Linked DNA regions of Homo sapiens: region 2 is linked to region 1. Evidence: chromatin contacts called from ENCODE Hi-C or POLR2A ChIA-PET data. All regions are on one chromosome and are shown on one strand. The core of a region is the stretch at or near the end of the contact, and the rest is flanking DNA. Distances in the headings are between cores, read along the strand shown. Region 1 holds the start of C1orf198 (chromosome 1 open reading frame 198). Region 2 has its middle 34 kb from the start of C1orf198.

Region 1 (4,166 bases), core at 527-3,026:
AATTTCAGCCAAGTCATCTGTTAGAGCCATACTTTAATTCCCCTGAGTTTCTTCTTATAATCTGGAAGAATTTTTCTTTCAGTTAGCCCCTTATCATCCAGATCATGGACTTTACATACTTTGGCCAATGTCCCTGAATTATCTCACGCTTTTATTATCTTGAAAACTTCTTTGACAATCAATTATTGCCAGACCCAAAACACCTCATGGGGTTGTGGTTTTTTTTTTTTTGAAAGCAACAATTATTTCCACAACTGCTTTGAAAACAGCATGAGACCAAGTTTCTAAGGGTACGGACAGCTTCTTATGTGAATATCAAAGCAAGCCTGGGGATGTTAATTAATTTCAAGAATATATCTTTAAACATTACCTATATTATTAAACAAGGATTAGAGGAGAGAAATCAGTGGGATTCAGGTCAATGTATTGAGCTTCTCTAGCATCAACTCAAACAGAAGATCATACTCCAAAAAACTGTCCTTAAACTTCCGGTCTCATAAATAATCCGCCACTTACTGTGGAGACTATATTTGGTGGTGCTTGCCTTTCCCTGCTTCAATATATTATGTTGTGAACATTGTTGATAATAATGTCTTTAACTGTAGAGCCTGCCACATTCATGACATTCCAAAAATATTCTGAGGATTTCTGGGCCGGAAGATGAGGCCATCTCACATTTAAAATAGGACTTTGCAAGTTATTTCTACTTTTGTGTTCAGAACTATCCAGGCAAAGACCCTGGATAACAGCTGAAATGCTGGTTTTTGTTTTTGTTTTTTTATTTTACGAGTGGACACAATTCTCACCTGAGTCCTGTTAGTCTTGTTAAAATCAGTCAGATGGAGAGAGGGGCTTGGGGGAAGTGGGGGCTCGCTATAATTTTAATTTTGTGGTCTGTCTGGGACACACCTCAAAATTACAAACCCTGGCCCCCTACCTGTTGGGATGTCGCCTCTGAGTCTGAAAACTTTCTGCTCCTCTTTGGTTTGTTTGCAAACGTCGAACTGCCAAGAGTTCTGAGCTCCTTGGGTTGGGGAAAGGCACCTGGGCCACCGGGTACTTCATGCACCCACCTGGCCCCGAGGGGCGGCGGGAGCTGACTTTCCTTGAGCACCAGATGCCCCGAACCGGTCCAGCCTTCCAGGTCGCCCTCCAGCCTCCGGGCTGCCCTGCGCCCCCGGCTATCTGCAGCTCACCGCGCCAGGCCCCGGGCCCAGCGTCCTGGACGGGCCCAGAGAAAGCAGAGAAGGTGTGGCTCGTCCCAGAAAGGGACAGAAGGAAAGGAGTAAAAACAGAAGCCAGGCAGCCAGCGGCTTGGCCTGAAATGCTGGGGCTTTCTTAGGCTCACTGGAGGTTGAAAAAAGTTTCCTTTGTCAAGCAGTGGCCACGTGGCGCTATGGCGGTCACTACCGGGAATTAACCACGGCCACCCTCTCAGAGCGCCGGGCGCGGACTCAGGGACACGCCGGCTACCACCTGAGCCGGGTAAGGGGAGCCCGAAACCTGCGGGCACCGCGGTAATCCACTATGGAGGCGTAAAGGGGGACTCGTGGGGTCCGCGAGGGGGTGGCGGGGGGGGGCCCGGAGGGAGGAGCTCCCGGGGAGGGGGCCACGGAGGGCCGGGGTCCCGGGGCTTGGGGAGCTGGGTTGGCTTGGAGACCCGGGTACGCGGCGGTGCAGGGCGGGGTTCCCGGAGGGGGCGGGGCTCCGGGTGGCGCGGGGCGGGGCGAGGGCGGGCACAGCGAGGGGCGGGGCGCGGGCCGGGAGCGGCGGGCAGGCCGGGCATGGCGTCCATGGCGGCGGCGATCGCGGCTTCGCGCTCGGCGGTCATGAGCGGGAACCGGCCTCTGGACGACCGGGAGCGAAAGCGCTTCACTTACTTCTCGTCGCTGAGCCCCATGGCCAGGAAGATCATGCAGGACAAGGAGAAGATCCGCGAGAAGTACGGGCCCGAGTGGGCGCGGCTGCCGCCCGCGCAGCAGGACGAGATCATCGACCGGTGCCTGGTGGGGCCGCGCGCCCCGGCGCCCCGAGACCCCGGGGACTCGGAGGAGCTCACGCGCTTCCCCGGCTTGCGCGGGCCCACGGGCCAGAAGGTGGTGCGCTTCGGGGACGAGGTAGGTGCGGGCCTGGCCGCGGACCCTCTTCCCCTCCCGGCGCCCCGAGGCGCCCCGGCCCGGTGGGCACCTGCCGGCGTGAGGCCGCCCCAGCTGGTAGGGGCTGGAAAAGAAAAGGCAGGAATGGCAGTGGGTGGGAGGGGAGCCCCAGAGCCGAAGTTCGGGGGGTGGGGGCTCCGCTGGGGGAGTTGGTTAAGAGATCGCCGAGAGGTGGGTCGTTAAAGAACCTCCATCTAGACCTGATCCGCCGGCTCGCACGGACTCCAGAGACTTCTCCCGGAGCTGTCGTAAGCGAGGCTGACCAAAGTGGAAACAACAAGCAATTTTAAACCAGACAAGCCTGGGTTTTAATCCAGCTCTGCTACTTACTACCTGTATGGCGGTGGGTCAATTAACTTCTTAGAGCCTCAGTTTCCACTGTGTAAAACGGGGGTAATAACGCCACCCCGTGCCTGCCCGTGAAGGGACTGAGCAAATGATATATACTAACATGAATACTTGTGATGAGATGTATGGGGAAAGTAAAATTGCCAAGCCAGGTAACAAGGAAGAAAAGGTGTCTTCCAAGATAAGGAGGGAAACCCATCCATCACCCTAAGATGTTTTCCAAGTGAGCACAATGCCCAGCGTATGTTTTAAGGGTGAGCATGGTGGCCCTGTTTTCCACCAAAAAACTAAGGGACGATAAGTTTAAATGAGCTCCAGTAAGTCTTGGCCACATAACAGGGCATGTTTAGGTCTCAGATCTAGACACTGTCCAGACTGCTAGAGGGACAGTCATTTGTGAAGGTAGAAACGCTGAATCTGTTCCAGAAAAAGCTCAGGGATGACCCACACTTAGTCACAAACGCCTGAATCTTCTGTAGGGTTCAGAAACTTGGTCTTCTTTTTCTTAGAAATGTGTTTAACCGAAGCCTGTTTGGTGCCATTAGAATTTGCACTGTGACTCTTTGGCGTTTCAAACTCAACTTTTGCCGTGAGGAGCAAAGTCAAGCTGAGCAAAGAGTGTAGGAATGAAATCGCTCGCTGTTAAGGCTGTTTCTTGGGCTAGAGGAAGGAGAAGCTGGGAGAGATTTTTTCCGAGGAAGTTGTGGATTGTGGATGGAATTCAAGTTAAGGAGGTTTAGATCAGATTTTCAGGCTTGGGTGTGCTGAGACATTTATTAATACGAAGTGTTCATGGTCATAAACCCACTTTAATGTGAGGGAAAAGTGAAATGACTGAAGGATGCTGCCAGTGTTTCTTTATTCTGATGGAATCAAAAGGAAATTCTCTACTGGACTTCAAATTCTGATGGCTTTGCCAGGAAAAACAAGGGTGTGGTAAACTGGGGAGGGGAAAATATAGGTTTTAAAATGTATTCCTAGAGCTGAAACATTTTCAGTGGGAAAATAGGCGTATTTATAAAGACTTGTGTGCAGTGTTTGCGCCCAGATTTGGGGGATGAAAAAGCAGGCAGCACTCCTTTGGAAGAGTCACGAATAAATATGACAGGAAGTAAACTTCTAAGTACTTACAAATGTTGGAGAGTGACTGTCATTTTCCCTTAGCTTGGTGTCCAGCTAAGAATATCTACACGCCTACTCATGATGAAAAAGCCCATGTCATAGAAGAGCCCAGTATTACTGACAAGGAAGAATGTGGCCAAGTTAATTTTTTATTCTCATTCCTCATCTGGTGCCAGACTGAGCCGTTTCTGAATTTGTAAACTCAATGTGATTTAAAAGCAAGTGGAACTGTGCCGTGCTGTGGTGCCTGTATGTCCTTCCAGGAGTAACTCAGGAGAATTGAATCTCAGCTTTGCAAAACCAGCTGAGAGCATGTTCTGAAATGCCTCTGACCAGCCTCAGCTCAGACAGCAGAGGGGCAGATAGACCCTGAATTTTAACAGAGGTACATAGGAACATGGCCCAGGGTACATTTTTGCCTGCAGTGTCTGCGTAGGTTAATAGCAGTAGGGAATTTAAATTCCCCTGGACTGCGCCAGAGGTAGGCACCAAAGTGGAGTCAGTTGTCTCATTGTTGTCCCCAGGAGATCATTCATGGAG
Region 2 (4,166 bases), core at 1,244-3,743, 33 kb before region 1:
CTTGCAGTGAGCCGAGATCCCGCCACTGCACTCCAGCCTGGGCGACAGAGCGAGACTCCGCCTCAAAAAAAAAAAAAAAAAAAACTAACTTTAAAAAATCTAGAGCAAAATTTGCTAGTACATTAAGAACTTTAGTGTGGAATTTCTTTGGTATAGAAACTGTATGAGGGACAGGAAACTGACCTCCAACTCTGTGATCATTACTCTCTGATAATTTGGAAATATGGAATAAAATTGATATGCCTCAGAAAGAGAGACCAGCAAAATCACCTAAAGAAACCCACTGTGTCCCAGACCAGCAAAATCTGAGTGTTCATGAATACATCTTAAGATGTCTGTAATGGAGCCCATCATTCCTTCACCCAAAGTCTGTTTCTCCCCACGCTTCTCTGTGTCAGAAATGGTTCCCTTTTCACTCAGCAGCTTCAGCCAGACACCCAGGCAGCCTCCAGAGTCTACACTGCCCTCCTGCAGTTTTCAAATGATCACCATCCAGTCCGATCCTGTTTACCTCTAAGAAGATCCCAGATCCATTCATGTCTTACCATCTCCATTGTTACCCCCAAGCCCAAGCTACTTAAAGCTAAACTAATCAATATTAAACTAAATCGAACGCTTGTTTCTGTCTCCCTAGCTGCCTTTCAAGTGCTCAGTAGCCACATGTGGCTAGCAGCTATCACATTGGACAGAGCAGACATGGGACAGCCCCATCATCACAGAACATCCCACTGAGCAGCACTGCTATCCTGAAAGCAAACACACTGCTATCCCCCCAACCCAACACACTGCGCATCCCGGTGGTCTTAAGCAAGGGTCCAGGAGGTTTTAGGGTCAAAACCACAGTGTTTGGTGGCAGCATGGGGGCACAAATTAGAGAAAGAAAGAAAAAACACTTCTAGACTGGCTTGAAACGTTTCCTTCTGTTTTCTGATCCAAGGTGTCTGTGGTTAGGCCCGGGATCTCCATCTTCACCTAAACCTCACGTGCTTCACACAGAAGTGGTCTGGGAACCACACCTGAGAAACATCAAACTAGAATATCATGAAAACAAGTATGTTCTTGAATATTAGAGCTGTGATTAGATTTACAGTAGCCCTTTTTGCTTCAAACTATGTTCCCATAAATATAGAATCCCTTTAGTTTTATATGTTGTAAACATAAATTTTACCAGTTAAACTAGTCTACAGAAAGTTGGATATACAAAATGAGATCACACTACACTGTGCTTAATTTTTAAAATTTACTTTTTTCAATTAACACATAATGAATTATATGTCAATAAATATATTTGTAACATTTTAAGTTGGATATACACATATATATGTAATTAAGTCTTGAACACAGGCAGCTTAGTTGAACACAACTTGGTTCACAAGCTCCAATAAAGAGTTTAACTTGTGCCCATTCAAGGTGACACAGACGTGCAGTTTTGAATTGCCTTGTTTAAGTTCCCAGCCTCCTTGCCTTCGCCCTTCGGGGGACAGTCTGATTTCCTGAGCCAGGCGTCTTGGCCACCCTCGGGCCTTTGCCCAGATCCTCCGCACTGAGGTTTAGCTCATGCTCCCTGTGCTAGGGCAGCAAGCCTCAGTGGGTACAGCGTCTACTGTTGATTGACCTCTGCCCGCTCGGGTCCGCTGGCCAACAGCGCATGCGCTGCCTCTTCGGCCTCCTCCGGCTGGTCCGCAGACTTCTCTACCTCCAGAGCCCTGGGCTACCGGTACTGAGCGTGCAGAACTCCTGCCATTGTGGAGGCTCCCTGCGGGCCCCCTGCTCTATTCTATGCCACACTGGGCTTGGGCTTGGGCTTCCCTATAAGGCTTGCTGCCACCTCTCGAGGGATGAGGGGTTGCAACCGGATGCTTCTGTCTCCAGGGTTTGGGGCCCTTCGGGAGCTAATGTGTTTTAAGCACTTACTACGGCTGGCATTTTTCTTTCCTTTTTTTTTTTTTTTTTTTTTTTTTAATCCCGAGACAGAGTCTCTCTTTATTGCCCAGACTGGAGTGCGATGGCGCAATCTCGGCTCACTGCAACCTCCGCCTCCCGGGTTCAAGCGATTCTCCTGCCTCAGCCTCCCTAGTTTCTGGGACTTCAGGCGCACGCCACCACGCCCAGCTAATTTTTGTATTTTTAGTAGAGAGGGGGGGGTTTCACCATGTTGGCCAGGATGGTCTCGATCTCCTGACCTCGTGATCCGCCCACCTCGGCCTCCCAAAGTGCTGGGATTACAGGCGTGAGCCACGGCGCCTGGCCAATTTTTTCTAAGTGTTGTACATTGTTTCACTCATTTAATCCTTTGAAGAGGCCTGTGAGATAAGTGCTAGTATTATCCCCACTTAGGTGACAAACGGGCTCAGGTGGGAGAAGTGACTTGCCTGTCATAGCTCTTGAATGTTGCCTAGTGTGTTTGCCATGCGTAGTAAGTCCTCAGTGGAGAGTGGTGGTGGGGCCAGCGGGGATTTGACTGCCGCATTCTTAGCCTTAAACAAATAAGCCCTTCTGTCAAGGAGCTTGATTGCTTTTGGCTGTCTACCAGGTAGAAATGCCACCATATTACTCAAGGGGCTTCCAGCAGTCATCCATCGGGGGCCAGGCGGATTGGCTTGTTGTGTAACACAACTCTAGAGATCATGTCAAAATGATCAGATTTGTCAAGGCTTATGTATAAGCCCAACAAAAACTGGAAATTGTCACTTACTAGGATCAGAATTTAAAATAATACATCTCTGTCCAAAAATAGATTCTGAATCAATGAATCTTTCCATTAGTAGGCTTCTAATGCAAAGTACTAGAACAATTTTTACATGCAAATTAACTCCTTGAATTACCAGTTTGGTATAGAAGTAACTTCTAAAGTGAATGTAGCACTTTCTGTTTCAGGTAAGTACATAAATGTTAACCATCCAGTTTCACAGCTGGATAAAAAAAAAAATACAACATGTAAGAAAAACATGAGTGGGAGAACCAACTAACTCTGATACATGTATACTTGTTTTATACACATGCCTTTTAATGCTCATAGCACTTGAGAGCTAAGGAGTTCTCAGATCATCTAGTCAAGCTCCTGTAATTTGCTGTTGAGGAAGCTGGGACAAAAAGAGGTGAGTAGCTGCCCAGAGGTCACTCAGGTAGTGCCACGGAGCTGGCGGTCAACCTAGGTAAACACCATCATTGAGCGGAATGCACAAAAAAACTTCAGACAGCTCCCCTGCCGGGCCTTCGCTTGTTCAGCCTAAATAGCTCCTTCTGTGGCTCCTCCCACCGCCTCTTCATACTCCTTAAAATGAAATAAATGTTCATAACTAAACATAATAGTCCACATGTGGTCTGTCCCATAAAATATTTTAATTGAAGTACAACATACATACAAAAAATGCACATGTGTGTGCACATTGGTGAATCTTCACAAACCTAACATAACCAGCTTTGAGATCAAGAAACAGAACATTACCAGCACCCCAGAATGTATGTGAACACATGTTTATACATATAAATAAATATACATCACAGATTTCATATAAACACAGCAGACTACAGTAGCTCTCGAAGGCAGCTTCATCACACTATTGACCCAAGTCAACTAAAAATCTCTAACTTCCGTCTTCCCTAGCAGCTGTGTCTGTTTAATAAAGCTTTACCATTTAATCTTTTTGCCTCCACCAAGTGTCATTTAATTAATATTGGTCCATTCTTATAGCTGTTTTCTTTTGTATTATAAAATCTGATTTTCATCCATTATATTATCACCCCATTTATTTTGTGTCAGCCTATAAGTGATTTCTGTTAAGATTAATCCAATAAGAAAAATCACCTTATCTCAGGCTTACTCCAGCCTTTACACCTCCAATTTTTTTCCAGAAACACTCCTATCATTATAACAATTAATATTATATTTCTGTTTGTGATTTTAAAAATTATCATCTATGAACACTTGTATTTTAAGAGCCTTAGAAGTAAAATCTTGACTTTGTAATCCTTTTATTACAAGAACATTTTCATTAAAATAATCTTCATTCTTCTGTTCCTATGCAACTTGACCCTTCTTCTTTCCCTTTCTGTATCTGTTAGGTTTCTTCTTGCTCTCCCTTCAGGGCAGCGTTAACCAATACTCTGATTTTGGTAATGTGTGTGGGTAGGAGCACAGCTCTGGCCCTCTGAGTGAGATGCTA

Evidence for each region. A loop is a pair of places that touch in the nucleus more often than their neighbours do. ChIA-PET counts read pairs that join two places held with the same protein, here RNA polymerase II (POLR2A). Pooled maps may share reads with other maps.
Region 2: a loop to region 1 is called in a map of IMR-90, with 4 times the contacts of the local background. The contact joins the enhancer-like site here to the promoter of C1orf198 in region 1. A Hi-C loop is called at or near these places in 27 of 168 maps with a recorded cell type or tissue (Caco-2, Calu3, IMR-90 and 18 more), 2 of 37 single-sample maps with no recorded cell type and 22 of 50 pooled maps. POLR2A ChIA-PET finds 5 or more read pairs at or near these places in 12 of 52 experiments (A549, AG04449, AG04450 and 8 more).

The regions. Positions count from the first base shown.
Region 1 is chr1:230,866,131-230,870,296 of GRCh38, reverse strand. C1orf198 (chromosome 1 open reading frame 198) reads left to right here and starts at 1,776. Exons shown (of 4, transcript NM_032800.3): 1 at 1,776-2,117. The coding sequence starts at 1,785. RefSeq lists an enhancer at 1,213-1,804 and a silencer at 1,628-1,847.
Region 2 is chr1:230,900,183-230,904,348 of GRCh38, reverse strand. No RefSeq gene overlaps it. Among named protein-coding and RNA genes, the nearest start is that of C1orf198, 34 kb to the right of the region's middle. RefSeq lists an enhancer at 1,675-2,176. Within about 2 kb of position 2,493, at least 5 of the 41 ENCODE cell types and tissues checked have a DNase peak (open chromatin) inside an H3K27ac peak, as active enhancers do; they include ascending aorta, where a contact is called at or near this core.